Linked DNA regions of Homo sapiens: region 1 is linked to region 2. The links are chromatin loops, found by intact Hi-C in ENCODE. Cell type or tissue: Caco-2. All regions are shown on one strand. Each heading gives the region's core, and the rest is flanking DNA. Links, peaks and the distances in the headings are about the cores only.

Region 1 (16,758 bases), core at 4,364-12,363, 71 kb after region 2:
GCTGGTTGTACCATACATTTATGTTTACATTTATGAAGAAACTATGGCTTCTTGTGTTTTATGCTGAAACTATGGCTTCTCGTGTTTTATGCTGAAACTATGGCTTCTTGTGTTTTATGCTCCCTGTGAGAAAACTGATGCCAGACTGATTCTTTTTCCCCTATCCTCTCCCTGGATGCTCTTAGTGACTTCTTCCCTCAGTTATTCTGAAATGAGATCGTGTCTATATACGAGTCTTTGGTTTCTCTTGGCACTCAGTAGGCCACATCAATATTGTGATTTTCTTCAGATAAAAGGATATTTTTTCCTATTTTTGATTATTTTCCTTGCCTCAGGCCCCAGTTACATTTATCTCCCCTTCTGCAATTCTTAAGACAGATGTTCTGATTTCTTCTTTCCTCAGACATTGCTAAAGGCTTCTTAGCCTCAATCCTCTCATTCTCACACTCTCCACATCCTTCCCACCTCTTTTCCTGAAGCTAACTCATTCGCTCACATAGCCTCAGGTGATTATCTCAGGTATTGAAATCAAATGCCTTCAGGGGCTGGGCAAGTAATGTAAATATGTCAAGGCAAAGTATAATACAATAGGGGAAGGTGAATGCATTCACATTCTATTTTTTAAAAATTCTATGCTAGCTAAATAATGCTTGTCATCAGAATGGATTAGGCCCAATGATATGATCAGGCCCACCTCTAAATCTGTGCCCCCGAGTCTTGAATCCGTATCTCTAGCCTTAATTGTTCCACACAACAGCTCTAGATTCCATATTCTTGGATTTTTTTCCCCTTAATAATATTTTATTTATATTTATTTATTTGTCTAGGTCTCACTCTGTCACCTAGGCTGGAGTGTAGTGCTTCAATCTTGGCTCACTCCAGCCTCAATGCCCCAGGACCAAGTGATCCTCCCTCCTCAACCTCCTGAATAGCTGGGACTACAGGCTCACTCAGCTAATTTTTGTATTTTTAGTAGAGAAGGGGTTTTGCCATGTTGCCCGGTCTGGTCTCGAACTCCTGGGCTCAAGCAGTCTGCTTGGCTCAACCTCCCAAAGTGCTGAGATTACAGGTGTGAGCCACCATAACCAGCCCATAATAGTAATTTAATATAATAACTCTCATCTCACACAGAAGTCCAACCATCATAATTATCTTCATCTAAAAACTGCCCTCTCTTCAGAGTTGTGTGATTTCTATTAATGGCACTAACAGGCTGCTGGCCTTAGCCTAGAAACCTTGAAGTACTTTGCCAAGTTTCTATTTCCCATCATCTAAATTCTGTTAGAGAATACATGCCTCCGAGTGTTTCCTCTAAACATTTCTCACACCCGTTTCTTTTTGTTCCCATATGCCTCCACTCTCAAAATTCAGTGCCCTCTCCTGCTCATGCCTCCAGAGCCTGTTTTACTCCAGCTGGAATGTCTCTAATCTGTGTATCTGCTGGATTAACTTGGTTTCTCTCCTTACATTTTTCCTTCACTGTAAAACCAATTGCAAATAACTGGTCAGGGGTGGTGGCTCACACCTGTAATCCCAGAACTTTGGGAGGTCCAGGGTGGGTGGATCCCTTGAGCCTAGGAGTTCGAGACTAGCCTGGGCAACATGCAGAAACCCTATTTCTACAAAAAATACAAAAATTAATTGGGTGTCGTGGTGCACACCTGTGGTTCCAGCTACTCCGGGGGCTGAGGTGGCAGGATTGCTTGAGCCCAGAAAGTCGGGACTGTAGTGAGCTGTGATTGCATCACTTCACTCTAGTCTAGGTAAATTACAGATAATACTAAGTAACATTTTTAAAACAAAGAAATAGTATATTTATAATCTCATCCCACCATGCTGACTCAGCTCTTTTCTCCTCATTCTCTTTTATGTACACAACACACACCTTTTACACAGTCACAATGAGGAGGTCTATATTTACAATGGGTGTTCTACATTTTTCACAAAACTATTCTTGTGACTCATCCATGTAAAGATACAGAGTTTTTATTTTTTAATGGCTTAGCTTTATACCAAATTAATGTAGCACAATTTACCTAATCATTTCTCTATTCCTGTACATTTAAGGCTGCTTCCACATTTTTGCTTTGCTGCTTTTACATATTAAACTGCCATGAATACGCAGATACTTTTTGATGCTGATAGAATAAGGGTGAAACATAAAAGGACACAGACAAATCTGTTTTAAAAATTACCAAGTATCAAAGGGATAAGAGCTGGAGTGAAGTACAGAGATTTTTAAATATATTTTCTTTTTCTGCCACTCTTCCACTTCAAAACTTGCAGTGATGACACATTGTCTGTAGCATCAAACCCAAACTCTTCAGTCCCAATGTCAAGGCATCCTTCACCTGGTCCTGTCATTCACCAAGTACCTCCACTGTGGCAAAAAATCCTACAGGGTTCAAATCCTTTCTCTATCACTTTATCACTTTCTCTAGGCTTCCTTTTTCTTATCCCTATTTCTATTTTTTTTTTGAGATCGAGTGTCGCTCTTGTTGCCCAGGCTGGAGTGCAATGGTGCCATCTTGGCTCACTGCAACCTCCGCCTCCCAGGTTCAAGTGATTCTCCTGCCTCAGCCTCCTAAGTAGCTGGGATTACAGGCGCCCGCCACCACGTCTGCCTAATTTTTTGTATTTTTATTAGAGATGGGGTTTCATCATGTTGGCCAGGCTGGCCTCAAACTCCTCACCTCGGGTGATCCACCCGCCTCAGCCTCCCAAAGTGCTGGGATTACGGGCCCCTATTTCTTACAACAGGTGTAAAAAATAAAGTGGAGGTTCCTCTTCAAAGAATTTCCTCCCCATTTAATTAGGAATAAATAGTAACTTGTCTTAGAAGCAAAATGTATTCAAAGACCTGTGCTTCTAAATATTTGCCCTGGCATGTTTGTACTGGCCCAAGCAAGCATTAGGTCATAGCCTGTTCCTCTTCCTTATTTAAAAGTGTTTTTACCTTTCTCAGCATTCCACAAGTTACTTCCTCCTTCTTTGTTCTCCTCTACATTTACCTCTTTTATAAAGTTCTAACTTGCTAGCCAATCAGGTCAAACACAGAATGTGAGGTCCCGTTCCAGCCAGTAGAAACCGGACACAACAGTAAGGTGGACGCATCAAGTTATAAATGACCCTGTCTCCTTTGTTTGGGGTACTGTCGTGGAAAAACTCCTGGCAAGTGTACCCTTTCTGCAAGAAGTAAAAATGGCCTTACTAAATAAATTAAATTTATGTCCAAGTGCTATTTTCTTTACAGCACTGAAGAACAAACATTTCAAACACAGGGAAAATAGCAGCATCTTTCTTGCTGAGTGGCTGGGAAAATAAGAAAAACTTAACCTTTAGCAGGTATTTAGTACAAGGCCTGGAACACAGGAAGTTCTCTGTAAATATGAGTTATTATTATTTCTAGCTATTATTTGATCCTCCTCTTTGGACAGGCCAGAGCAAGTTACAAGGGTAAACATGGGGCCAGGGATTAAATAGTAAGGCACAGCCCAAGACTCCAAGTAATTGCAAAAGGAGGACGTGGGTGAGGAGGACCAAGGAGAAGAAGCAGAAATGAGAGGAGGGGCTACCCAGAGCAGTCTCTATTAGGTGCTAGCTGTGTTATGTGTGTCTGGGTTCAAGGCAGAGGGTGAGTCAGGAAGCTGATGCTGCCTATATTCATGAGCCAAAGGCAGGGAATGTAACCCCGCAGTGGGTTCACTTTACCCGCTGCCTAGATAGAGCTGATTTATCAAGACAGGGGAATTGCAATAGAGAAAGAGTAATTCACACAGAGCCGGCTGTGTGGGAGACTGGAGTTTTATTATTACTCAAATCAGTCTCCCCAAGAATTTGGTGGCTGGAGTTTTTAAGGATAATTTGGTAGGTAGAGGGCCAGTGAGTTGGGAGTGCTAATTGGTCAGGTCGGAGATGAAATCATGGGGAGTTGAAGCTGTCCTTTTGTGCTAAGACAGTTCCTGGGTGGGGGCTACAAGACCATATGAGCCAGTTTATCAATCTGGGTGGTGCCAGCTGATTTATTGAGCGCGGAGTCTGCAAAATATCTCAAGCACTGATCTTAGATTTTATAATAGTGATTTTATCCCCAGGAGCAACTTGGGGAAGTTTAGAAACTTGCAGCCTCCAGCTGCGTGACTCCTAAAACATAATTTCTCATCTTCTAGCTAATTTGTTAGTCCTGTAAAGGCAGTCTAGTCCGCAGGCAGGAAGGGGGGTTGTTTTGGGAAAGGCCTGTTATCATCTTTGTTTCAAAGCTAAACTATAAACTAAGTTCCTCCCAAAGTTAGCTCAGCCTACATCTAGGATTGAACAAGGACAGCTTGAAGGTTAGAAGCAAGATGGTGTTAGTTAGGTCCGATCTCTTTCACTGTAATAATTTTCTCAGTTATGGCTTTGCAAAGGCAGTTTCAGGAAGTTGTGGCCACAAAGGGCTAGTACTTGGCATTTTTTCAATAATCTACTGTGCAACAGGACCTGTGTCCAGCTGTGGATTTTGATTTACATAGAAATCAGAACCTAGACATGGAATCACCAGTATGAAGAATTAAACTTGATGCGGGCATCTGCCTTCAGAGACTGGTATTATTTATCATTTCGTGGCCAGGATTAAGGTTCTGGTGAAGGGGCATTGTTGTCTGGGGTAAATACTCGGGGTTTGCCGTCTCACGCCAAGGGAATTGAGGACGCAAACACAAGAAGTGGGTTTAGGAGCGGAGGTTTAATAGGCAAAAGAAAGAGAAAGGAGAATAGCTCTTTCTCTTGGGAGAGAGAGCGGGGGTGCCCAAATGGGACTTCTGGCCCATGCACATCCATGCATGGAGTGCACCGGATTTACAGACAGGCTTGAGGGCCCGATTTACATAGGGCCACAGACTGGTTGGAGCAGGTGTGACGTTTACATAGCCGCCCACCCTAATCTTATTATGCAAATGGCGTCTTTGCCTGGCCATGCCATGTTGTCTTCTCTTACTGTACACGTAGTTTGGCAAAGAGATGGGAAGATGGAGCAGCCATTTTGAACACGCCTAGTCCCCAGGTAGCCCCTTTCCTATTGGCACAACTCCCGGCACCCACCCGTGCAAGCATCTCGTTTGCCTTTCTATGTCTGCAGGTCGATTTTACAGGCTGCACTTTGTTAGAAAAGAAAATGATTTGGGGGCTGCTTTTCATTAAAAGGAAAACCTTACCGAGGACTTCATTACCCTCACTATCTGACTAAATAATTTCTTCTTAACTCCTATATATTGGGAGATGAGAAATAGAATAGAGGTGACAGATTAGAAAACTGACACAACCAGAGTTGGAGAATGACCATTAATCCCAGCACTTTGGGAGGCCAAGGCAGGTGGATCACGAGGTCAGGAGATTGAGACCATCCTGGCTAACACAGTGAAACCCCGTCTCTACTAAAAATACAAAAAAATTAGCCGGGCGTGGTGTCAGGTGCCTGTAGTCCCAGCTACTCGGGAGGCTGAGGCAGGAGAATGGCGTGAACCCGGGAGGCAGAGCTTGCAGTGAGCCGAGATCGTGTCACTGCACTCCAGCCTGGGCGACAGAGCAAGACTCCATCTCAAAAAAAAAAGAAAAGAAATGAAGCATTTCCTGATATCACAAATGAGAGCTCCGTGTTAATGACTTCTACAGCCTTGCCCAGTTTCATCTCTTCTGCTTGCACTGACTGTCATCACCCCCTACTCTGCCCGTCGAAGACCCACTCAGGCCCTCCATCCCAAGCCCCTCTCCAGTTCTGTAGCTCTCAAAAACCTTCTGTCTTCCCAATTCTCGGGGCATTTATACACTACATTATATACGTTGATGTCCAGCATGAGCTACCTTGTGAAATTCACTAATGCTTTTTGGTATCTGTCTCCCTAAATAGACTGATAGCTCCTGGAGAGCAAGGATCTCGTGCTTTTCCTGCTTGTCACTTGTACTGTAAAGCACAGTGGTGAAAGCATGGGTCTGTTCTGTTCACGCTTTTGGCTGTCAGTCTAAATTTATTGTTTTGAAGTGACTTTCTTTTGCTTATAGAACTTTCTGAGGTAAAGAAAGAATCACCAAGAGAAAGAGGCGTTGTTAATTCATTTATTGAATTTTTTTTTTTAGAGATAAATCTTGCTCTGTCACCCTGGCTGGAGAGTAGTAGCTTGATCACAGCTCACTGCAGCCTCACATTCCTGGGCTAAAGTGATCCTCTAGCCTCAGCCTCCTGAATAGCTGTAACTACAGGCACGAGCCACCATGCCTGGTTAGTTTTTAAAAAAAATTTTTTTTGTAGAGATGGGTTCTTGCATCTGGCCTCAAGCAATCCTCCTGCCTCAGCCTCCCTAAGCACTGGGATTACAGGCGTAAGCTACCACACCTGGTCCCATTTATTAAAAACTTTAAAAAGCAATGTTAAATCACATATATGCTCATTAGAAGTTAAACAATGCGGATGTTGTATAAAGTAAAAGTTGCTAACCTCTTGCTCTGCCTCACCTTATAATCCCACCCACTCAAGGTAACACATCAGTCCTGTTCTTTATTTCTCATTTAAACCTTAACATTGTCCTCATTCCGGAGTTTTAAGAGAAAAAGACAGGATAAATCCTGTGATTTAGAAACATAACAGAGAAAAATAGAATATGGAAGTTTTCCATTCAATTAAAGTTTTCTAAACCCACAAAGAGATAATGCGATTTAGCTATTGACCCAGAAGCTTGCGGATCTCTTATTTTCAAATAATTGATTATTCTAGGTTAATGAATTAAACCTAATAATAGTCAGAGTCCTAAGATTAAAAAAAAAAAAAAAAGAAAACTGGTTTGGGCTGGCCAGATTTGGAAATAAGTCAGTTACCTGAATAAGGCTTTGTTGTTTACCTGTCTAACTTGCCCAGAAGGCTCTTCTCATCAGCATGATGTCTTTGCTTTGTGTATTCATCTGATTCAGCCCAGAATCAGTAATGAACAACTGCAAGTTCATTTCAGCAAGTCAGAGCTGTAAATGGCTAGAAGATAGTTACGGAATAGATAGCTTTGTATAAAGAACAATCCAGACTCTTGTTATTTTATTATACAGAGAATATATTTGCTAGCAGACAAAAGCATTATATAGCCCACAAAATACACTGTGTTGATTATAAGAATACTTCCAGCCCATTATTCAGTCCAGCAAGACTTTGAGTAAATAGATAAATCTGTGACTGTTTGTTCATTCTTCCATCCATCAAACATTCACTAGACATAGCAAATAAAGAAATCAGCCAGACACAGCCCCTGCTGTCAAGGAACTCAGAATCTAGTGGAGGAGATAGACTAAAAAATCAGTGGGTATAGCTATAATAGAGGTTCATGCAAGTTACCATATAAGTACAGTAGAAGATCACAGAGGAGGGGAAGATAAGCTGAATGCAGAGGGAGTCAGAACGTACATCTGGAGATGGGGATACCTGAGCTATGAGTCAGCCAGGTAGCCAAGGTGAGAAGTAGTCTAGACAAAGGGTTCAACTAAGTAGTAACACCACATGAGATAAAGTATGTTGCATCCACGTTATTGGCTAGAGTGATGGTTTCTTCACTGTATTTTTCACTTTTAAATCAGTTCAATTTGCAACATAAAGGCACAGTGAATGAATGTTACCCTACTTAGGACAAAGTCAGATGCCAAACTGAGTAAGGGGTGGTAGGAGTAGAAGGGGCACCTGTTCTATTTAGGCCTATCCGTGGAGAATATTGAAAGAGTTACAGATTCTTTCTTTCCAGTCCTTGGCCTCATCCGACCCTGGAGGTTTTCAGGTATGTGTAAGCAATTGCAGGACCTATGTAGTTCATAGATCAAATGGCCTTGTAGACTGTCACTAAAATTTTATTTGCCTTATATTTATACAGCTTGGATAGGATGTACCTTCATGAGGGCACTCTTGGTGCGTGATTGATGGCTCTTCAGACAAGATGTGCTAGCTTAATACTGGCCTTGGTCAAGTAAGAGAGGTGCACCTGATTTGTCTTGCTCTTAATGTCAGTGTTCTTGCAGCCTGTTCTGCACACACTGTTCTTCAGTGTGTGTAAGTTTGTCTCTGAACAGCAAGAATTACCTGAAAGCAGTAGGACTGCCTGAGAAATGGAGTGATGCTTCCAAGTCTGTGTGTTTATGTTTGTTGCTCTGAACTGGCAGGTCTGAGATGGACTCAAATTAAATTTATAGACCCCAAGGGTTTCTGAGGAAGAAACAGGAACAATTAATTGTTCATTTTCCTCTTTTAGCCTGTAATCTAACAGTGATTTTAGGACTAAAATTTGATTTCAGCAAGAGTATGTACATATAGATGCTTGTTCATAACAACTCTGAAAATGTGGATTATATGTGTGATTTTAATGCATTCGTTGGAAATAATATTATTTTTCACAAAGTAAAAGCATCCGTAATTTTGCTACAAGGAAGAATATTTGCTTCCTCTCACACATTTTATTTAATAATTTTACTTCTTTAAAAGCAAAACAGCACACAATTTGAAAATGAAATTTCCCCAAAGTGTTCAGTTTGCTAATATGTTTTTCATTTTCTTCATTATGCTATAATGGAATGTTGCCATACTTTGAAATGTGCAATTTATCTCCCTGGAGGCAGCAGATGGTGTGACTAATCTGTCTTTTGGTACAGGATTTATCATGAGAGATGGCATCTAGGACTGCACGAAATGGGAGCCCTGCCCTCAAAAAGCAGTGACTCTCTTTATCATTATAACATTTAGGTACACTTTATTATTTTTAAATATGAAAAAACTTGCAAAAATGAAAAGGTTTTAGCACTTTAAAAAAACTTCATTTTATGTAAGAAAATATTAGGTGGAAACTATTGAGTTATTTTAATTATATTTGCAAGTGTTTTCTACGCTGAATGTCTCATTGCTAGAAAACCCATTAACCTCTTGGGAAGGACATGATTTTGTTAGGATTTCCACCCTAGTCTCTGCTCTACAGCTTTGAAAGCCTAGCAATTCATTTTACATAGTAATATTGATTCACACTGTTACTGGAAGGGGATCCCGATCCAGACCCCAAGAGAGGGTTCTTGGATCTTGCATAGGAAAGAATTCAGGGTGAGTCCACAGAGTAAAGTGAAAGCAAGTTTATTAAGAAAGTAAAGTAAAGGAGTAAAAGAATAGCTAGTCCATAGGAAGAGCAGCCTCTGAGGGCTGCTGGTTCCCCATTTTCATGGTTATTTCTAGATTATATCCTAAACCAGGGGTAGATTATTCGTAAGTTTTCTGGGAAAGGGGTGGGCAATTTCCAGTACTGAACTTTTTCAGACCATATAGGGTAACTTCTGTACACTGCCATGGCATTTGTCCACTGTCACAGCACTGGTAGGAGTGTCTTTTAGCATGCTAATGCATGAGCAGTGAGGATGACCAGAGATTACTTTCATCGCCATCTTGGTTTTGATGGGTTTTGGCAGGCTTCTTTACTACAACCTGTTTTATCAGCAAGGTCTTGATGACCTGTATCTTGTGCCAACCTCCTATCTCATCCTGTGACTTAGAATGCCTAACTTACTGGGAATGCAGCCCAGCAGGTCTCAGCCTTATTTTACTCAGACCCTATTCAAGATGCAGTTGCTCTGGTTCAAACACCTCTGACAACACTAACCAAACTTGTAGAAGACTGTTAGAAAATTAGAGTTCTGTTTTACTAATTTACAGGAAAAATACAACTTCAAGTAGATCTGGTAATTCTTTCCCTCTCGGTGAATTGCCATCAGAAGCCAGGTTATGATAGTAAGTTTGGTTAGTAGGAATAGACCATCCCTGTGTGGGGCTATGCCTACCTTTAGGACCTAATTCACATGTCGTGAGTTGTGATGTCCTTGTTCCTGAACTGTCCTAAGAATTTTTTATTCTCTGGACATTTTTAGTCTCCTGCTAACTACTCCATTATATCATCTCTTAAAATAGAAGGGCTAATGAGCACTTAACTCCCAAACAGAAAATAGTTTTATATTGAGTGTAAACTCCAGGAGAATAGTGATTTTTCTGTAGCGCTGTAATCAATTAGCAATGTCTGCCACAGACAAGAAAAGAGAATGGTGGTAGCTTAAGTGACACACATTTGCTCACCCTAGTTTAAATCCCACCATTAGTATATGGAATCAAATAAGTACTCTGATTAATATTTAAGAACTGCATTCTGCATTCTTGGAAATTACTTGAGAACATGGTTTTAAAGCTGGAAGAAATCTTAATTTTCCCATTTCATGGTTTAGAAAACATTTGTTTTGAGGGACTTACTGAAGTCAGAGAGCTAATAGGTAGTTGAGCAATAATTCAAGCCCACGGTCTCTGCCTCATGGTCCAGCACACTTTCTTTCTTTTATTTATTTTATTTTTATTTTTTTAAGAGATGGAGGTCTCACTATGTTGACCAGGCTAGTCTTGAACTCCTGACCTGAAGCAATCATCCCATCTCGGCCTCCCCAAGTATTAGGATTACAGGCGTGAGCCACTGCACATGGCCTCAGCACACTTTCTTATAAACCATAGTAATAAGTCTAAGAATTACAAACACTGATCATTTCATTTTTCAACTTAATTTGAGAAATCACTTTTGGCTGGTAGGACTGAGTATTTTATTATTTTAGGTCAGCAAAATAAACATGAGGATTATTATATAAACCTATGGTACTTAGCCTTAGTTGAACATTAGAATAATTTGGGAAGAGATTTTTTAAAATGCCCAGGCCTCTTACCAACCAATTAAATCAGAATCTCTGGGGTGGGGCAACAATTGTAGTTACTTTAAAAAATTTTCCAATGTGATTAAAATTTGCAGCCAGGATTGAAATCATTTATATCACAATTTGAAAATTTGTTCAAATGATTGAACACTTTGTGAATGCTTAGTCATTGTTGACATTATTCAGGTAAGTCTTAAAATAATCAATTTTTTATCAGCCAAAATCAGTCCTTCCATAAGACATCATAGAATTACAAATTGATTAGTAAATTGCTAAATAGTTTTCATTTCATGATTCTTAGTATAGGCATGGAATATAAAACTAGAAAAATAGCAATGATTGTGATGATAATGAAGAATTATCCTTAGTTTATGCCATGATAGAATAAAGAAAAATATTTCCTTAAATAGTTTTGGTAAAATGTGTAAACATAATAATTTCAGATGAATGGAAACCTGGTGGTGAATAACTGCACCAGAATATTATGCAAGTACCCTTCCAGCTCAGGGAAATGTCTGCTGATAACAGGTTCAGTGATACATAGTTGTGTTTCATGGATCAGAAAATGGAAATTGCTGGAATGGAAACTTTTGTTTCTTTGCTACCCATTTATTCATAGTACTTAGAGTTTTGTGATTCTTTCTGCCGCTTAAATATAGCTAAACTTTGCCCCATGTATGTAGAGGAAGAGAATATTGCCCCAAATCCAAAGTAAAGAAAAACAGGTATTTATCTTTAAAATGAATTTTAGTATTTATTTGAATATTATTGATGTTTTGGAAATTCATAGTGCTTCAGAAATGAAGCCATAGTATAAAGGCCTTCAGGGCAAGAGATTACTGTCTTCCATGTTTCCTTAACTTCCCACCACTTTGCCCTATACTAGACTGTTTTAGCCACAGACCTTTGGTTTATCCTCTCTTTCAGTTCCCTGTCTCTCCCTTCCCACCTTATTCTCTAGTTTGCACTTTAAGAGGTTGGGGAGGGAATTCGTGCTTATGTTTTAAAAGACTTTTCAGTGTGTAGAGCAGGATTGGGGAAAAAGCAGTTGCAGTGCTGCCTTGCACTCAAGAAAAAGCTGTAAGAATACCGGCCAACTGAAGGCGAGGAATTTGAAACAAGACTTTAAAATGCCACAGTTTGATTAAACATTTATAGATAATAAAAACTAAATGACGATCTCGTTATGAACTAAGACCTTCCTAGTTCTGATGAAGATAGATACTGTGTATAGCAAAAGAGCTGGCATTACAGAAGTCCTCTTATGGCACATAATTCAGAATTAGCATTCTTAAAGTTGATACTACGAAATGTCATTGAGGAAAGCTTTTTTTTTTTTTTAATGTTACTCTTTGGATTGGCAGGTTATGACAAAACTACATTCATGTTACTTGAATACGTCTTTTGTCTAGTTTTACATGCTTTTTGACTTGTCTAGAAAATGACATATTGAGGTTTTCATTAGCTTTAACCAGGTGTGATTTTCTTATGGAAGTACCATGGCAGGACTGCAGTTAAGGGGAATAAACCAGTGAAGCTCAGAAAGGCCATAGCCCTTCTTCAGATGGTAGCAATGAGCTGAAAGACTCATTAATCAACCGCAGAGTCACAGGTGTGATGGCTTGCCTACAAACTGCCAACAGACTGTGAAAGTCACATCCAACAGGCTAAATTGTCAAACTAGACCCATCCATAAACATTTTAACACAGCAAAATTCCGCCTCTTTTGTCTTTAAGATGTGATTTTTAAATATTACATTTCCTCCAAACTTCTATAAAATGTTGTTTATTTTGTTTTATACAACTTGAATTTCTTGAAAAAGAACCAGATTTGGCATTGTTTTTCTTTCATAAAAATTTGTATTCATCTCTATTTTTTATTTGATTTTTTTCTTATGCTTATTTACTCTCCTTTATTCTAAAAACCTTTTCTCCTGCACTACATGAAAGGCTTGAGGATGGAATTTACCTCTGTCAAAGTTTTATCAGTTGGGGAAAAACCACTTTTAACGTGTGTTAGCTTGAGTTTTACCACTCAGAAGGATTTCATTCATAAGGAAATGTCTGTAGATGCGTTTTAACCGAAGGACTGTATTGTAATCTATTTTTTTTAACGAAAAGAAATTCTCTACTTCAAGTTACCTGTGTGGTTCTTTGTCTTTCTCTTTCTTTCGAGCTCTCTAAGGATTCAACATTGTTGTATGTTTATTTTTTTAAAATTTGGTACATCACAGCTGGGCGCAGTGGCTCACGCCTGTAATCCCAGCACTTTGGGAGGCCGAGGCTGGTGGATCACGAGGTCAGGAGATTGAGACCATACTGGCCAACGTGGTGAAACCCTGTCTGTACTGAAAATACAAAAATTAGCTGGGTGTGGTGGTGCGCACCTGTAGTCCCAGCTACTCGGGAGGCTGATGCAGGAGAATCTCTTGAACCCGGGAGGCGGAGGTTGCAGTGAGCCAAGATCACACCATTGTACTCCAGCGTGGGCGACAGAGCGAGACTCCGTCTCAAAAAAAAAAAAAAAAAGAAATCAAGTTAAACCTTAAGTTTGATGTGTATTTTTGTCTGGAGTCCCATGACAAAATGAAATTTTCAAATGAATATGTAGTTCATGTGTTTTTTTTGTCTTTTTGTTTTTTTTGAGACAGAGTCTGGCTCTGTTGCCCAGGCTGGAGTCCGGTGGCGCAATCTCGGCTCACTGCAAGTCCGCCTCCCGGGTGCACGCCATTCTCCTGCCTCAGCCTCCCGAGTAGCTGGGACTACAGGCGCCCGCGACCACACCAGGCTAATTTTTTTTTTTGTATTTTTAGTAGAGACGGGGTTTCACCATGTTAGCCAGGAGGGTCTCGATCTCCTGACCTCGTGATCCGCCCACTTCGGCCTCCCAAAGTGCTGGGATTACAGGCATGAGCCACCGCTCCCGGCTGTAGTTCATGTTTTAAGGATGATTTCAGTGAAATAGTAAAATATATGTGTAACTCCTGCAGTAACTTGTAGTTTTGCTTTTTGCACAACTGGAAGCTAATACCTAAGACCAAATGATTTATATATTTTCTAAGTGAAGGTTCATCTTATTAATTTTTAAAACATTGAATAAGTACATTGGTGCTCATCAAGCAGAGGAAATAGAATTAAGCATGATGCAATGATAAATTATTTGGGTTTTCTAGGACCTTGCCCCTCAGAGCTTCTTCCATTGGAAAGGCAGAATCTTGGGCCCCACCCAAGACCTACTGAATGAAAATCTGCTTCCCAACCAGATACTCAAGTGATTCATGTGCATATTAAGGTTTGAGAAGCACTGAGTTAAAGTGAGTTGGACAATTCTTTTCTCTTACTAGTTTTCACCTACTATTTAAATCTCATCCCAGCAAATACCATTATAATGAAAGTTCAGTTTTAACAAACATACCTAAACCATATTTCTCTAAATAAGCAATATCAAATACAATGAACACCAACTTGACAATAGTATTAAAACACCCTAATAAAATTGTTTGAGATGAGATTTGATCTCTTAAATGCAACTAAGTGAACCTTAAATACAAGGTCAATGATATTGTACCAAATCATCTATTTAGTAAGTCTACATGTATGACCCTAGTATAAGAAAAGACAGAGTGTACAAAAAATTGTAAGGCATAATCTTTTAATAAAAAAACTTACAAATCATATTTTTGAGGACTAAGCTCTGATTTTTTTATTTTGCTCAAATTCCTATCTAACGGGTCTGGGGAATCATGGCCTGCAAACCATAAATTCTCATCAGATGGGTTTTATTTAACTCTATATATCGTGACTTACTTTCCAATCTCACTCAGCATAACATTACATGACAAAGAAGAAAATAAAAATATTTTACCCCCAAACATGTTTCTTTGCTGTATTTTGAAAAGGTCCTGCAAAGCCGTCCTTTGTGGGGGAAAATTTGCATCTGTAAAGAACCTCTATTAACATAGCTAGATCTTTTTCTTCCAGGCCCTCCCAATCCTGAAGAGATTAACTGAGAGCCTAGCACCTCTTAAAGGTCTGAATAGGAAACATTTGTCATCCATTGTCTCTAAGGGCAGCCACTATGAGACATCAAAAGAACCTTGGCCTCCACAATTTTTTATCTTAATGTGAACATTTCCTTTCTATTAATCCCAGGTCTTAGACAAACTCAAACAATTGTCAACCAGAAAATATTTAAATTTACCTATAGCGTGGAAGCCTGCCTCCATGCCCCCCTTCGAATTGTCCCACCCTTCTGGACCAAACCAATGTATTTCTCACATGTATTCGATTGATGTCTCATGCCTCCCTAAAATATATAAAAACAAGCTGCACCCCAACCACCTTGGGCACATGTTCCCAGGACCTCCTGAGGGCTGTGTCATGGGCCATGGTCACTTCTATTTGGCTCAGAATAAATCTCTTCAAATATTTTACAGAGTTTGACTCTTTTCGTTGAGATTTTTATACACTGTAAGACAGTTTGATTATGAAGCTCTAAAATTCTTCCATGGCCTCAATTTATTTTTCATATTTTAAGATTGAAAAAGACAGAAACATTCTTCAAAATAGCAGGACTTGACAATGTCCCTTATGAAGTTTATTACCTGAATTAAATGTTTTCCTTCGTAGGCTATTCTGATTACAGCGTAAGCTAAATAAAATATGTCATGTTTTCTTATTTTTTTTCAAGTTATTTCTCTGTCCCTTGGAAAAAATACAAATAAATATTTAGACTAAATAGACTCTGGAACATCAAAAAGGAGATAGAAATGACAATTTATACCCTTAAGGAAGTAGTCATACCTTAATTCACATTCCTTGTCAATCTCTGTTTTGCCAAAATACTATTAAATTATATATAATAAATTTCATAAAATATTCTGATTACTAATCCATATTAACCTTAAATTCATATTGAAACACTACTTTAAGGAAATGTTGGAGAGAGGATGGGAGGTTATGACAAGAAATTAATAGGAAGTTTATCTGTGGCCCACTTAATGGTAGCTAAATAAAATTGAGCAAACTCTGATATTTCTACAATGTTGTATATGGCCAATGTTCTCCTGGGAATTCTTGGTAGGAAAGTATCAAGCCGATTTACTCTAGTTGTGTACTTGCACGGAGAAAGCCCTCAATAACTACTTATGTTGATTTGAAAACAGTTGAAAGATCAGTAGCAATACAGAAATTTAATAGAAAGGGAATGGGAAGAATGAACATTGTACACTGAGAATTTGCTGTATTACTAAAAATTATATCACATCTGCAATTCTTACTTAACTGACTATATTTGATGGAGAACAGTAAAAATACTATGTAATAGATTACAAAGTAAATAATAATATAATGATAAAGGTTAAAACATATATATTTGGAATTTTGCATTTACATATGATATTCTATGCTCATATTAATCTCAAGACATTTGATTATCGTATCCTCATCGGTGTCCCTGCCCCCGACCCTTTTGCTGTACATCAGTGCATAACTTTTAGCAACTATTCTCCTGTGGTCAAAGACTAGAAAGAGCTATCATTTCATGGCCTCATTTCACGTAGAATATATAACAGAATTATCAGCTTCATTTTGATGGAAATGTATATAAGAAGATATTGTCATTGAAATCATCAAAAAATATGCCTTGAAGTGAATCTAATGGCCATTTATTTTTTATCTATACTGTTAGTGGTAAATAATTTTCAGTTATGCTTTTAACTTAGTAATTATATACCCCCCAAAATAATATGGAAATGTTCCCTTTAATTGTCATAATAAAAACTCTGAGACCTGCATTTAAATACATCTAGACTCTTTCCAGTAAAGTGTTAATGAAATTAACAGTAAAAAGGTATCATGAATTCTACTGGGATAATTACATGGGTAATTTAACAGTAGATTTGGATAAAACTGGAAGCATTTGTATGATACCCAGTAAAACCTCTGTAAATGGTATGTAGAAAATTGAAGACTTCATATTGTCTTTTGGATACAAAGAGAATCTTTTAAAATGTTAAGTAGAAGTAGTTGTTAAAA
Region 2 (16,758 bases), core at 3,325-11,324:
TCCATCTTTATCTTGCATTTTGAAAGGACTCCATCAGCTGGAGGACTGAAAGCCGAGGGTCAGTTGAAACTGCTCTTATCCCAGCCACGTTGTAACTGGAACTTGCTTCTGGAAACCCTACTGCATCATGATGGACTTTTACTGAGAATCTTGCTGAAGAGCTCAAGTGAGTATGTGTAGTTATAAGAATGTCCTCGAAAAACCTAGTCATTGCTCGAGTTGAATAACATTTTTTTCCTAGGCAAACATTGGAAGAAAGATGTAAACCAATAGCATGTATCAACATTCAGCTGGGTTAGCAGCAGTCAAAAGCATTAAATCGCTTTACCAACCTATTTGAAAAAATTTATTTCAATGACTCTGAATGAGAGAAAACTATATTTTTATATGACACTGTTCTATCACAACTACCATTATATAGAAATGTATCAATACGCAGGGTTTGAAATGCCTAAAAAAATTGTAGGACTGCAGTTATATTTCCAAAGCACAATCTGAATTAGACCTAGAGAGAGAAAGAGAGAGACAGAGACAGACAGAGACAGAGTATTAGATTAACACTGGGAATTTCAGTGTATCACGAAGGGTGCTTGTGCAACTTACAAACAAGCAAGATGTGGCCTACAGCTATATCCGTTGGAGCACAGAGTAGTAATCATCAGAAAATTCTGAATGGAAATCGAGGAGTAGTATAAGACCATACTTCTCCTAATTAGTTTCTTTTTTTCCCCTTTAAATGCTTTTTAAGAAAATGGTAAGTAATGTTATGTCAGTATAATATTACATCTCACTGCTGTCCCACTTCATCTAGGAAGAGCTTTTCACCATTTTCACATACTCCTGTGCATCTCTCCTATTACGTACCACAAGCGAAGCCTGATTAACTTTATCAATTACTAGTTTCACTGTAGGTTTCCCAAATCAAAATCTTTCTTCTGTAGTTCCCCAACACCTGAAGCACCCAAGTCCCTTCACCATTCAAATATGATCCCAGAATAGTTTTCTAACCTTTTCCCCACTATTTCTTTGCAACTTACTCCTGTAACAGTTGTTGTCCCCAAAGCCCCAAGCATGTGTTCACTCCACACCTTGGCTCACCTATCTTTCCTACTTAAAGACCTGCCATAAACAACTTGGCTTCCACCAGTCTGCAAAGCCCAGCTGATGTTTCGGAGCTTTGAATGCTCTGTCTTAACGCTAATCTCTTGCTCCCCTGAACTTCATAGTGAACTTTCGTCTTGGCTACTTTATTTGCCCTTAGCATGCACTGCCTTATATTTTCATTGTGTTTATATGTGAATGAGGCAAATGTCATCGGGCCCTACCAGCCTGTTAGTATACAAATGAGGTTCATAGCCTTTCCTTGTGTAAATAGCTTCAGTCATTTCTGATAATCTTTGTTTTCTCACATCTGCTCAGGACCAGTTCCCCATATTCTCTCCCATCCATCTCAATGTTTGGTTCCCAAAAGGCACTTAGGAGCAGTGTCTCTTGTGAGAATATTGCTTCTCTCCTGGTGCTCTCCAAACTGTAAAGCCATGTGGTGCCAAAGGTCATCACAACTCCTCAGGCCTCACTGTGTTCCAGGCAGAAAGGCAGAGCTTGCTCCCTCCCAAGCCCTGAATCTGATTTTATGTCCTTAGCTCCCAAGCAGTACTGTTTGGAACTCAAATCTCACAAAGTTTATCTGAAAGCAATTTATTTAGCTTCAGGCTTAACCACTCTCCTAAAGAGAAAACTCACACTAGGGAATCTACTTCCTCACATAAACAACATTTATTGTTCACTTATTAGTTATCAAGCACTATGCTAAGCATTTTATATGTGTTATCTAATTTGATTCTCTCTATAATCTTATAAAATATATACTATTGTTACTCTCATGTTAAACATAAGGACTTGGCATTGAAGATAATTATTACTTACCCAGAGATACACATATCTGATAAATAGCGAGTAGCTCTAGATTTTGTACCCAGCCAGAGCTTTCTGTCCCCTGCCCTTCCAATACAAATACTCATGCAAATTAAACCCTGAAGCGGAATAGCGTAGTATTGGGAAGAATTGTTATCTGTCCACTCTCAGCTTGGATCAACCAGGACATCTTGGTACACATGCATTTAACTTACCTTTCCAGCTAGGTAGGCAAGGCTGTACTGTAGATTTTTGTATTCCTCCTTAAGCTGGCACAGTGCTTTTTACATAAACAGTCCAGTAAACAGTGCTTGGCCAATCAGTGATCAATTAGAATATAAAACATGGTGCTTCACTTAAACTTTATAGTCTAAGTGCTTTTCAGACAAAGCAGCTACATGACAAGGATAATATCTAACAAAGCTGAGAGTTACTTTCATGTGATCTTTGAAACCCACAGGCATGGTCCTATAAGAGAAATGGTCTCCTACTGATAGAGTTATGGAGAATAGATTGTAAAATCAGTTGAGATAAACCTTTTGACTATATTGAGACAGCCACTAACTATAGGAAGTACAATTATAGTTATGAATATTTAACCATGTTCTCTTACAAATGAATCCTACATTTACTTATCAAAAATAATTATGTCCACATTCTGGTATGTATAACATGATGTTGTTTTAAAGAAACTTGGAGTTATCAAAGGTATCATACTGTACTATTTTTAGTTCTGGTTCTTATGGAGTACAGCAGTGTATTTACCCAACCTGCTCAAACACCCATCATTTTAAACAAAGGCTATTAGACTACATGACTGCAGTGATATTGTCTTGTATTGAATTTTACTAGCTACTTCAAATACCATAAGGATAAAGTGACTGAATTTACTGATCAATTGATTGACCTACTTCTTAATCTCCAATAGAATTCTTGTCACTTTAAATTAGAAACAATATATTCATGGAATCTTGTTAATTATACTAATATAGAAATTATTATGCACACAGAAATTAATTTGTAATATTTTTAGATATTTTATTTTTATTTGATTTAAAGTCTCATGATATTTCAGAGTACCATTTTGTAATTTAGAAGCTTGATTATATTAGGAAATATTAGCAAAGCAAAATTTTAGAGCAAAATACTCTGAATTATATATTTCAAGCAACATAACTATCAGCTTTTTATGTGGGAGTTTTAAATAAATAGTGTGTTTTTCACTTCTTATGCTAATAAGCAACCTCAGCAAAGTCTTAGGATACAAAATCAATGTGTAAAAATTGCTAGCATTTCTGTATACCAACAGTCAAGCCAAAAGCCAAATCAAGAATGGACTTCCATTCACAACTGCCACAAAATGAATAAAATATCTAGGAATACAGCTAATAATGGAAGTGAAGGACCTTTACAACAAGAACTACAAACCACTGCTCAGTGAAATCAGATATGACACAAACAAATGGAAAAACATTTCATGCTCATGGAAAGGAAGAATCAATATTGTGAAAATGGACACACTGCCGAAATAAATTTATAGATACAATGCTATTCCCATTAAGGTACCATTGACATTCTTCACAGAACTAGAAAAAAACTATTTTAATTCATATGGAACCAAAAAAAGAGCCCGGGTAGCCAAGGCAATCCTAAGCAAAAAGAACAAAGCTGGAGGCATCATGCTACCAGACTTCAAACTATACTACAGGGCTATAGTAACCAAAATGGCATGGTACTGGTATAAGAACAGACACGCAAACCAATGGAACAGAACAGAGAACCCAGAAATAAGATCGCACACCTACAACTGTGTGATCTTCGACAAATCTGACAAAAGCAATGGAGAAAGGATTCCCTATTTAATAAATGGTTCTGGGAGAACTGGCTAGCCATATGCAGAAAATTGAAAGTGGACCCCTTCCTTACACTATATACAGAAATCAACTTAAAATATATTAAAGACTTAAATGTAAAACCCAAAACCATAAAAACCCTAGAAGAAAACCTAGGCAATACCATTCAAGCATAGATATGGGCAAAGATGTCATGATGAAGATGCCAAAAGCAATTGCAACAAAAGCAAAAATTGACACATGGAATCTAATTGAACTAAAGAGATTCTGCACAGCAAAAGAAGCTGTCAACAGAGTAAACAGACAACCTATAGAATGGGAAAAAAATTTTGCAAACTATGCATTGGACCAAAGACTAATATCCAGCATCTATAATGAACTTAAACAAATTTAGAATGAAAAAACAACTAACCAGATTAACAAGTGGGCAAAGGACATGAACAGACACTTCTCAAAAGAAGATATACATGCAGCCAACAGTTATATGAAAAAAAAATGCTGAACATCACTGATCATTAGAGAAATGCAAATCAAAACTACAATGAGATACTATCTCACACCAGTCAGAATGGCTATCATTAAAAAGTCAGAAAATAACAGATGCTGGAAAGGTTGTGGAGAAAAAGGAGCAATTTTCCCTGTTGGTGGAAGCATAAATTAGTTCAACCATTGTGGAAGACAGTGCAGAGATTGCTCAGAGACCTAGAGACAGAAATACCATTTGACCCAGCAATCCCGTTACTGGGTATATACCCAAAGGAATATAAATTGTTCTATTATAAAGACACATGCATGCATATGTTCACTGCAGCACTATTCAAAATAGCAAAGACATGAAATCAAGCTAAATGCCCATCAATGATAGACTGGATAAAGAAAATGTGGTACATATACACCATGAAATGCTATGCAGCCATAAAAAGGAATGAGATCATGTCTTTTGCAGGGACATGGATGGAGCTAGAGGCACACTGACACAGGAACAGAAAGCCAAATACCACATGTTCTCACTTATAAATGTGAGCTAAACAATGAGAACACATGAACACATGCAGGAAACAACACACACTGGGGCCTGTTGGAGGGTGGGGGGTGGGAGGAGGGAGAGGATCAGGAAAAATAGCTAATGGATACTAGGCTTAATACCTGGGTGATGAAGTAATCTGTACAACAAACCCCCATGACACACATTTACCTATGTAACAAGTTTGCACATCCTGTACATGTACCCCTGAACTGAAAACTTAAAAAAAAAGAAAAAAAAATAGTGGTTTTTTTTCATCTAATTGATAAAACTTAATTTTGTGTTAAATTGTCTCAGGAATAAAAATGCAGAAATATGAAGTACATGTATTTATTACATTTTTTAAAACAAGGTTCTCTTTGTTTAATAAATAATTGTTGAATACTGTTAGGTACAGAGTTTTTCTTGATAAACAACTGCTATGGTTTGAATGTCTCCTTCAAACCTCATGTTGAAATTTAATTGCCATTGTAACAATGTTGAGAGGTTGAACCTTTTAAGAGTCGATAGGGCATGAGGACTCTGCCTTCATGAATGAATTAATACCATTATCATGGGAATGATTTAGTAATTGCTCAAGGGGGTTCCTAATAAAAAGGATGAGTTTAGCCCACTTCCCTGTATCTTGTACACTGGCTTCTGCCTTCCACCCTTTCACCATGAGATGATCCTCATTAGATGCTGGCGCCATGCTCTTGGACTTCCCAGCCTCCAAAACTGTGAGCCAAATACACTTGTGTTCTTGTTAAATTACCCAGTCTGTGGTATTGTGTTATAGCAGCAGAAAATGGACTAAGACAATAACCATGTACTATAAAGATTAAAGCATATGGGATTTATTGCATCGTGAAAGTGATGTCTGTAGCTTTTTGTTTCACTCTGTGGAAATTATTTCTCAGAATTTATGTTTTTCAAAAGAATCGACAGAGCCTGTAGGAAATGGCTCTCTTGTAATCTCAGATGCAACTTCACTGAGCATCAGAAAATAACAAAATTAAATAAGTGAATGGTAAGGATTTATAATTTATGCTTCATAGGCTGCAAACTTTTAGGAAGTGGAATTATGTTTTTGCCATGTAAAATAATCCTCTCTGTATAAAATATGTAGCATTTTGAAGGAATGATTACATTGCTAAAACTTAATAAAAGTAAACTGATTTCACATGGTAGGTGGCTTTTAACACTGAGTACAGTTCAGTTGGCAGGAGAAGGTAATGTTTCTTGGTTTTAAGTTAGGTCATCTTAAATCTGCAGGGAAGAAACTCTCAACTACAAATGATCACAGAAGATTTTAAAATTGTGAGACACTATTTTGAATTATTGACTTTTGACACCCAAGGCAATTGTTCTGGTAATTATCTTGCTGAGGCCACATGGCCTTACAGGTTTCTTACATGTGTCATCAAAGGAACAAATATTTGGCAATTTCCCAATTGTTAGCAGGTAACCTTTCCTGCTAGTGACATTTGAATGAAGTGTGACTAACATTCTTTCCTTTGCCTATCGCCCCAAGAATAATTGCCAGTAAAACTTCTTGACTTCTGATAATATTAATTTGTAATATAATAGCAGCAGCAAACTAGTAAATGCATACTATTTAACATGTTCCAGACATTGTTTCTAAGTAGTTTAAATGTGTTTACTTATTGAAACCTCGTAACAGCTCTGTGTGGTATGATTGTCATTTCCCTTTTAGAGATGAGGAAACTGAAACACAGAGAAATCCAAGTTGCACAACTAGTAAATGACAAAGAAGGATTTGACCCAGGCAGCTGGCTTTCAAATTCTGTTTCCATTCACACAGCACCACATGTTCCAAGCAGAGCCACAGAACATTTACCAAATAGCAATATTGCACAATTCATGGGAACTATCAGAAACCTAAGTAGTAGATAATTTTCATAGTACCTTTTGTACTTTTTAACCTCATGACAAAGTGCCTAAAGATAACAAAGAAAAATATCTAGAGAAAATTCTGACTAAAAGGCTACTACCATTAGCAAGTAACTGTTGCCTTAAAATGAATGAATCGCCGGGCACGGTGGCTCACGCCTGTAATCCCAGCACTTTGGGAGGCTGAGGCTGGCGGATCACGAGGTCAGGAGATCGAGACCATCCTGGCTAACACGGTGAAACCCCATCTCTACTAAAAATATAAAAAATTAGCCAGGTGTGGTGGCAGGCGCCTGTAGTCCTAGCTACTCGGGAGGCTGAGGCAGGATGTCAACCCGGAAGGTGGAGCTTGCAGTGAACCGAGATTGCGCCACTGCACTCCAGCCTGGGCTATGGAGCGAGACTCCATCTCAAAAAATAAAATAAAATAAAATAAAATGAATGAATCAACTTAAAATTATCTTACCATATAGTTAATATTTTCTTGGTCTTTCAGGTAATATAAGGCATTTTATGGCAGAAGCTTGGTGTTTTGTTGTGTATGGTGTGTGGGTATGTGTGTGTATTTTCCTGTTATTGTTTTTCTTTTAGTTCTTTATTATTAGAAATGGGGTCTTGCTATGTTGCCCAGGCTGGTCTCAAACTCCTGGCCTCAAGCAATCCTCCCACCTTTGCTTCCCAAAGTGCTGGGATTACAGATACCCAGCCATGTGTTTTGTTTTGCAAGTGTGACCAAAGTGCAATTTAATAACTGCCTTGAAGGAGGTGACCTAAAATAACCCATTGTTAGCCAACATAACAATGATGTCATAGGCTGCTTTTGCCAGTAATGATGTCTGCACTACAGGACTCTGACTTGTTCTATTTTTTTTTTGTCACTTTCTTTACTAAGAACCATATTTGTGTGTCACCATATGGGATCCTATCCAAAGATCCTATCCAAGAATGCTGATGAACTAGTTTAGAGGTATCAGTGGGCTCCATAAAATTATTAGTCCCAGAAAGAGTTACCATTTAGATTCTTTTGAGACTTCATGAGGGTGAGGTGGGGGTGGTGCTTCTAGGGGAGGTAGTGGGATATGGATTATGTAAAATAAGGCTTCTTGTCTTTAAGTGCAAACATATTACCTGGGGATCTGGTTAAAACTGTAGATTCTGATTCAGTAGGTCATGGGTGGGGCCTGAGATTATGGATTATGTGTTTCTCTAACAAACTCCCAGGTGATGCTGCTCCCGCTGCTGCTGGTTCCCAGGCAACTTTCTCTGTAGCAGGGATATCAAACAAGGTATCTGCTGCTATAGAAGGCAAAAGAATTTGAGTATGTGGCTTGTCCTCGTAACATATTGTAGGTTTATAAAAAGACAATTTACTTAAGAATTATTATGAACTATTATGAATTATTATCAGGACATTCACAGTGGTCAGCAAGCATAATCTTATTCACATACAGAACTGATTATGTTACTCCCTTGCTAAAAACTGATAGTGGCTACCCAATGCTTTTAGAGTAAGAGCCCTAATCCTTGCAACACCAACAATCCCCTGCATGCTCTAGATGTGGCCAACTTGTCCAGCTCATCTCATCCTACTCACCCCCAGCATAGTATGCTCCAACACAGGGTCATGCATTCTCTGGTTTAGGTTGTGCATCATAGATTTGTAATTTATAATAGCAAACTCCCTGCAGAAGTCACTTGAAGAAAGGGGCAGCTGCTCTAATACCAGTGCCTTTTCAATTGTCCCATATGCCAAGTTCTTTCCTGCTACAGAGCCTTTGAAATGTTGTTTTTATTTATTTTTTTATGCCTAGACCATTTCTTGTCTCTGTTTACCTGGCATCTGTTAGTCACCTTTTAGCATAAATGTTACTTCCTAGGAAGTCATCCCTGATCATCCTGGCTGGGTGAGGTCCCACTGTACTTCTTTTTGTCACAATTTTAAGTGAAATGTTAATTGACGTAATTGGTATTTAATGTCTACTTCAGCCACTGTGAGTTTTAGGAGGGGAGGGATAGTTCACCATTTTATCCCCAGTGCCTGGCCTGGTTCATGACACATTAGACTGGTACTGACAGCATAGAACATGCTTTAAAAAAGTATTTGTTGAATGATTGCAGGCCTGTTCATTTTATATGACAATTCTGTTTTATTCATTGATCTCTCTAAACTCTCATTTTCTCATTTCTAAATGGGGTACTAATATTGACCTTATTAATTCATTTTGAGCTTTAAAGGGTAAATAAACATAAAGTACTCAGTGCATTGCCTGGAACATAGTAGGTACTTAACTTATGTTAGGTTCTCTTCATTTTTTTTATACTGAATGCCTGGAAAAGATGTCTGATGCATTTTTTATCCTCTGATTACTCCTGTGCTCTCTATGCAATGGTCTCTGCCTGTGCTTCTCAGTAACCCTCCCCTTCCACGTAAGCATACATTTAAAGAGTCTCCTGGGAGATGAGGTTCTCATTTTTGGACATCTTTGTGCCTGAGAAGGTGTTGCCTAGCAGCTGTCATGTATTTGAAGGTGAGAGGTAGACCAAGTAAATATTCTCAAGTTCTATATATTTAGGACTCCTTGAGAATCTTTGCATATAGCTTGGGAGATTGGCAGTTTGAATTTTGCTGTGATGTTTCACCTGCATTGAATCAAATCTAATCTGGCTTGGCAGTGACTGAAATATTTTATATTCTATCTGTTCCTGAAACTTACAAAATGTCTAATATGACTGTAGAAACATACATCTTCCTTAGTAGTTAATGTGCTTCTAGCATTAGTATGTAAAATGATTGGGCATTATATTACAAGTAATACTATTATGATGAATTTCTGCAGCATCTTTTCCCAAGCAACTCAAATGATTTAACATATTATTTCATTTATGACCCGGGATTATTAGGACCATTTTGCAAATGAGAAAAATTAGATACAGAAAAATTGAGTAAATTGCGCACTTGATGTTTTAAGTGGTCCTTGCTAGAAGAGCCATTATTTCTTGAAAGTCTATTGTTTTTAAATGAATTCTAAAATAAAAACAAGAGACTTTGTGAGGATGATTTTTTTTGAAATAAGAAGTAATATTCTTCTGAGTTAATTTCTGAAAATGTTTTGTTACTTGATTTTATGAGTAAATTCTCCATTCAACTAATATTTAGTGAGCATCAAGTATGTACCAGGCAGTGTTTTAGACTGCAAATAAAATGGTAAACATGCCGTGCCAAATTGCCTTCATACATTCAGAGCACCAGATCACCTGGATCAGCAGGCTGAACTGTCTACTCTTTCTGTACAGAGATTCTGGTGCAAGGGGACCCTCTCTACTATACACCCAGGCAGATCTCCAGGCTTTCAGAGTATTTGCTTGCTTGGTCCAGCAGCATGAGTTGCCCCACCCCTCCTGTGCAGAGATCTTGCTGCAGGGGGTCCTCTCTGCTCCATGTGCAGGCAGACCTTCAGGCTTTCAGAGCACCACTCATCTGGATCAACCAGCCTGACTTACCACCCTTCCTGTGCAGATTCTGGTGCAGGGAAGCCTTTCTACTTCACGCCCAGGCAGAGCTCCAGGCATCTGGAGCACCCACTCTCCTAGATTACAAGTTTAGGCCATCCCCATACCTGTGTAGAGAACTTGGACCCGAGGTGGTTTCCCAGCTCCAAGCCGAGTGACACTTCTGGGCGCTTGGGGGCTGCTTCATTGGATTTTCCCTTGGCACTGATGCCTGTGCCTGACATCGGGGAACCTGTAGGTGGACCTGCCTGGTCTGGCTCCACCTTTTGTGGCCCCTGCCACCCCCCAGGGCTGAGTAGGGAGCTCAGACCACTGTACATCTCACGAATCAACCCATTGCCTGAGGTAACAGAGAGCCTCTGCTAGTAAACAAGGATCAACTATATACCCAGCCACATTGACCACAGACAGTTTTTGCCTGTAAGTGCCATCTATGGGCTTGTATGTTGAATTCCACAGCCCAATATAAAACCTGCCAAAAGAAGTGCATATGTCTATAGAAGCAAAGCCAAAAGACCCTACAGTCACACCCCCCAGAAACAGGGGAAAAGGGAAAGGGAAAGAAAAAAAAAACATTCTAGGAAAGAAAAAGCAAACATACTACCTGCGTGAAAATAACTACAAAAATTAGAAATGCCAACATCTCCAGATGAGAAGGAAACAGCACAAGAATTTTGGCACAATGAAAAATCTAAATATAGTGACACCACCAAAGGATTGCACTAGCTCTCCAGCAATGGTCTGTGGCCAAAATGAAACTCAGAAAGGACAGAAGAACGAATTGAAAGCATGGATTGCAAGGACACTCAATGAGATCCAAGACAAGATTGAAAATCAACACAAAGAAACTTCTAAAGCAATCCAGGAAATTAAGAAAGAACAAAATATCTTTAAAATGAATAAATCAGAGCCTCTGGAATTGAAAATCTCATTTAAGGAATTTCAAAGTAAAACTGAAAGCTTTATCAATAGACTAGACCAATTAGAAGAAAAAAATCTCAAAGCTTGAAGACTGGTATTTTGAACTCACTCAGACAAAAATAAAGAAAAAATAATTTTAGAAAATAAACAAAATCATTAAGAAATATGGTACTATGTAAAGTGACCAAGTCCATTAATTATTGGCATCCTGAGAGAGATGGAGAAAAAGTAAACAACCTGGAAAATGTACTTGAGGGAATAATTCAAGATCACCTGCAAAATACTATTCAAAATGAACATCACTAAGTAATATGGTCACCAGACTATCCAAGATCAAGGCTAAAGAAAAAAAGATCTTAAATGCAGCTAGAAAAAATGGCCAGATCATGTACAAAGGGAAGCCCATCAGGCCAACAGCAGACTTCTCAGCAGAAACCTTGTGAGTCAGTAGAGATTGCGGTCCTATTTTCAGCATTCTTAAAGAAAAGAAATTCCAACCAACAATTTCATATCCCACCAAACTAAGCTTCACAAACAAAGGAGAAATAAAATCTTTCCCAGACAAGCAAGCACTAAGGGAATTTATTACCACCAGAGCAGCCTTACAAGAGATTCTTACAGGAGTTCTAAATATGGAAACAAAATAAAGATACCTGTTCCCAGAAAAACACACATAAATACATAGCCCACAGAAAATGCAACCACACAATAGAAACTACAAAGCAACCAGCAAACAATTTCATGATAGGATCAAAACCTCACATGTCAATATTAACCTTGAATGTAAATGGCCTAAATGCCCCCACTTAAAATGCACAGAGTAACAAGTTGAATTAAAACACACACACACACACACACACACACACACACACACACACACACACACACAACAAGACCTTATCCTCTGCTGTCTCCAAGAGACCCATCTCACATGTAATGACACCCATAGGCTCAAAGTAAAGTGTTGGAGAAAGATATAGCTTGCACACAGAAAACAAATGAGAGAAGGGATCACTATTTTTATATCAGATAAGATAGACTTTAAATCAACAACGGCAAAAAAGAAAGAAGGGCATTACATAATGACAAAGAGTTCAATTGAACAAGCACACTTAACTATTCTAACTATATACACACTCAACATTGGAGCACCCAGGTTCACAAAACACAAAACAAGCACCCAGGTTCTAAAACAAGCTATAGGTCATATCTAGACCTATGTTTCATATCTAGACCTATGAAAAGGTTTAGACAGCCACACAAAAATAGTGGGGGAGTTCAACACCCCACTGACAGCATGAGACATATCATCAAGGCAGAAAATTAAAATAAAAGTTGGAAAAAAAATACTTATACCATTTAAAAGTTGCCTTTATAAAGCTTATATTCTGGAGGATTGATTGCTGAGGGCAAGGTGGAAAGTACAAATCTTATAAAAAGTAGTTAAGTTCAGCTACTAATAATAAGTACCATAAAGTACTTTTTATTCTTTTTTTTGAGACAGGGTCTTGCACTCTCACCCAGGCTGGAATGTAGTGGTGCAATCATGGCTCACTGCAACCTCAAACTCTTGGGCTCAAGCAATCCTTGCACGTCAGCCTCCAAAGTAGCTAGGACTTCAGGTGTGCACCATCTCACATGGCTATTTTTAGAAAATTTTTTGTAGAGATGGGATCTTGCTATGTTGCCCAGGCTGGTCTTGAACTCCTGGCCTAGAACAATCCTCCCTACTCGACCTCCCAAAGTCCCGTGATTACAGGCATGAGCCACCATGCCTAGCATGCTTTTCTAAAACAGTGTGACTAGTAGAGATTGACAAATTGAGTGATAAAAAGACTGTTATGAAAAGCTGACACCTACTTATACTTACATATGGTTTCAGAGTAGATGGAAAATGTCCTTATTTAGTATTAGCTATTTGGAACATATGTACACTCTTCCAATATTCATGAACAGGGGCTGGCAAATTTTTTTTATATACAAGACAAGATAAAAAATATTTTAGGCCTTGTATACCATACAGTCTTCATCATAATTATTGAACTGAGGGAAGAAAAAGTACTATCTTTTCTTCACCGATTACAAGGTTCTTGGCTGACACCACATAACAAAGGACAGATTAACAAGAGAACAGCATAAAAAGGTATTTAAGATTTCTTTTTACTATTCTTACCATTTTAATTGATACATGATATTTTACATATTTATGGGGTACATGTGAGTATTTGTTAATGCATAGAATGTGTAATGATCAAGTCAGGGAATTTGGGGTGTCCATCACCTTGAGTATTTATCATTTCATTTATATCATTTCTATGTGTTGGGAACATTTCCAGTCTTCTTACTCCTTTGAAATATACAATATTATTGCTAACTATAATCACCCTACTCTGTTGCTGAACGCAAGAACTTATTTCTTCTAACTGTATGTTTGTAGCCAGTAACTAAACTTTCTTCAGTAGCCTCTGACCCGCACGCTATTCCAAGCCTCTGGTTTCTATCGGTTTATTCTTTACCTCCAATAGATCAAGTTTTATAGCCTCCACATATGAGTGACAGCATATGGTATTTGTCTTCCTGTGCCTAACTTATTTCACGTAAAATAATGACCAGTTCCATCCATGTTGCAGCCAATGACGTGATTTTATTATTTTTATGGCTCAATAGTATTCCATTTTGCATACATACTATGTTTTGTTTATCCATTCATTTTTTGATGGACACTTAGGTTGAATCCATATCTTTGCTATTATAAATAGTGCTGCAATAAACTTGTAAATGCAGCTATCCCATTGATATACTGATTTCTTTTCCTTTGGGTAGATATCTAGTAGTGGGATTGCTGATTCATATGGTAGTTCTGGCCAGGCATGATGGATCATAACTATAATCCAAGCACCTAGGGAGGGTGAGGCGGGAGGATCGCTTGAGACCAGGAATTCAAGACTATCCTGGGCAACATAGCAAGACCTTCTCTCTATAATAATAATAATAATAATGATAATAATAATACAAAAATTATCCAGGCATAGTGGCATGAGCCTGTAGTCCCAGCTACTTGGAAGGCTGAGTTGGGAGGATCACTTGAGCCCAGCAGGTCAAAGCTTTAGGGAGTCATTTCTCAAAAGAAGACATACAAATGATCAACATATGAAAAATGTTCAGCATCACTAATTATCAGAGAAATGCAAAACATGCCATGAGCTATCATCTTACCCCTGTTAGAATGGCTATTATTAAAAAGACAAAAAAATAACAAATGCTGTGAGGATCTGGAGAAAAGGGAACACATACACTGTTGGTGGGAATGTAAAGTAGTACAAACCACTATGTAAAACAATATGGAGATTTCTCAAAAAACTAAAAATAGAACGACCATATGGGTTTTGTTTTGGTTTGGTTTTGCTTTGTTTTGTTTTGTTGAGATGGGGTCTCACTCTGTTGCCTAGGCTAGAGTGCAATGGTGAGGTCCTGCTGTGTTGCCCAGTCTGGTCTTGAATGCCTGGCCGCAAGTGATCCTCCTACCTTTGCCTCCCAAAGCTTTGGCATTATAGACATGAGCTTCCATGCCTGGCCTGTTGAGAGATTTTATCACAAAGGGATACTGTATTTTCTAATCCCTTTTCTTTGTCTATTGAGGTAATCATATGTTTTTCTTCTTCATTCTGCTGATGTGATGTATCAGGTTTATTGATTTATGTATGCTAAACCATCCTTGCATCCCTGGGATAAATCCCACTTGATGAAGGTGTATTATTTTTTTTGATGTGCTGTTGGATTTGGTTTGCTAGCATTTTATTGACAATTTTTGCATTTATGTTCATTAGGGATATTGGTCTGTAGTTTTCTTTTTTTGTTGTGTTCCTCTCTGGTTTTGGTATCAGGGTAATGCTGGCCTCATAGAATGAGTTAAGAAACATTCCCTTCTTTTTACTCTTTTAGAATAGTTTGAGGAGAACTGGTGTTCTCTGAAAGTTTGGCAGAATTTGGCAGTGAAACCCTCTGGTCTTGTACTTTTCTTTGTTGGGAGATTTCGCATTGCTCCTTTCATCTCGTTACTTGTTATTGGTCTGTTCAGGTTTTCTGTTTCTTCCTGAATTAATCTTGGTAGGTTATATGTGTCCAGGAATTTATCCGTTTCTTCCAGGTCTTCCAATTTGTTGCTGTATAGCTATTCATAATAATCTCTGATGATCTTTTTTATCTTTCTGTGGTCTCAGTTGTAATGTCTTCTTTTTCGTTTCTGATTTTGTTCATTTGGATCTTTTCTCTTTCTTGGTTTATTATGTTTATATTTTCAAAAAATAACTTCTTCATTTATCATTTGTATTTTTAAAGTCTCTTTTTCATTTTGTTCTCCTCTGGTCTTTATGATTTCTTTCCTTCAGCTAATTTTGGGTTATGTGTGTTCTTGTTTTTCCAGTTCCTGGAGGTGCATCATTGAGTTGCTTATTTGAAATATTTCTGCTTTTTTCATGTAAGCACTTATTGCTATAAACTTCCATCTTAACACTGCTTTTGTTGTATCTTTTAGGTTTTATTGTGTTTAAATTTTCATTTGTTTTAGGAATTTTTTTAAATTTTCTCTTTAATTTCTTTCTTGACCCAGTGGTCATTCAGGACGATGTTGTTTAATTTCTATGTATATTTGTACAGTTTCCAAAAGTTTCTTTTGTTATTGATATCTAGTTTTATTCCTTTGTTATGATTTTCATTTTTAAAAGTTTGTTGAGACCTGTTTTGGCTTCTAACATATGGTCTATCCTGGAGAATGTTCCCTGTGCTGATGAGAAGAATGTGTATATTTAATATAAGTTTTATATGACACAAGAGCCTTCCAAAATGAAGACTCAATAACACAGAATAAAACTGTATTTTTTATGGACAGTTATACAGAAGTATTATTGGACACAGGAAGTATGATCTAATGGCAATAAACTGGGGGAAACTTAGTAAGGCCTGTTTGCTTAGGTTCATTATCTGTGTAAAAAAAGTTATATTAATTGAAAGTTTTGTAAATAAATGATAGGTCTTTATATTTACATATATTATTAGCCTTTTATACAACAAAGTTCAATGTTATTAAACTAATTTTCCAATTAGATTTTAATTTTATTTTAGTTAATTTTCACAGTGATCTAGGCTGTGACATCCAAATTTAGTGTTTCCTTGAAATAATTTTCTTGTGATACTTCACGTCCTTTTAATTTATTGGCCTGGTGTTTTAAGTTTTAAATCCTCATTTTACATGGTATAATTTCTATTTTTATACTTTCTCTCTAATACCCAGATTGAAAATGAGTCTTTCAGCCTCCTCCCTTTGGTGAGGGATGCTCATTAGTGCCTGGTTAATTCAGAGTCCCTGAGCTCATGGCACACTCTTCTACAACATTGTTGCCAAAACCTCTTTAGTGTCTCAGCAGGAGCTTGTCATTAACAACATTCTTGTAGAAAGTAGAAAGTAAAAATTAAGCAGGCTGGGAAAGCCAAGTGCTAGTGTACCATGTATGTGTAAATCTTTAGTACCAATAAATACAGTCTCCTGGTGGGTTGGTGGTTGAGTTTCTTGCCTGAAACCACCCTTCTTTTGAAGCACTAACAAGTTGAAATTCTTGAAAGGAGTTTAAAATAATGCATGCAACG

The links. A loop is a pair of places that touch in the nucleus more often than their neighbours do. Peaks named below come from ENCODE experiments on the same cell type or tissue, not always from the same donor. Only the 100,000 strongest peaks of a DNase experiment are listed, where the experiment ranks them.
Region 1: it touches region 2 in a loop (5-fold over the local background); 2 of 110 quality-filtered maps call a loop at or near these places.

What each region holds. Positions count from the first base shown.
Region 1 is chr5:94,353,219-94,369,976 of GRCh38, reverse strand. The region is part of intron 20 of KIAA0825; the gene reads left to right. Among named protein-coding and RNA genes, the nearest start is that of ARB2A, 250 kb to the right of the region's middle. RefSeq lists enhancers at 7,179-7,819, 12,990-13,621, 14,256-14,887. In Caco-2, for the core only: no CTCF peak of the experiment used is centred there; a DNase peak (open chromatin) is centred at 7,416.
Region 2 is chr5:94,423,390-94,440,147 of GRCh38, reverse strand. KIAA0825 reads left to right here. Exons shown (of 21, transcript NM_001145678.3): 14 at 27-166. Among named protein-coding and RNA genes, the nearest start is that of KIAA0825, 190 kb to the left of the region's middle. In Caco-2, for the core only: no CTCF peak of the experiment used is centred there; no DNase peak of the experiment used is centred there.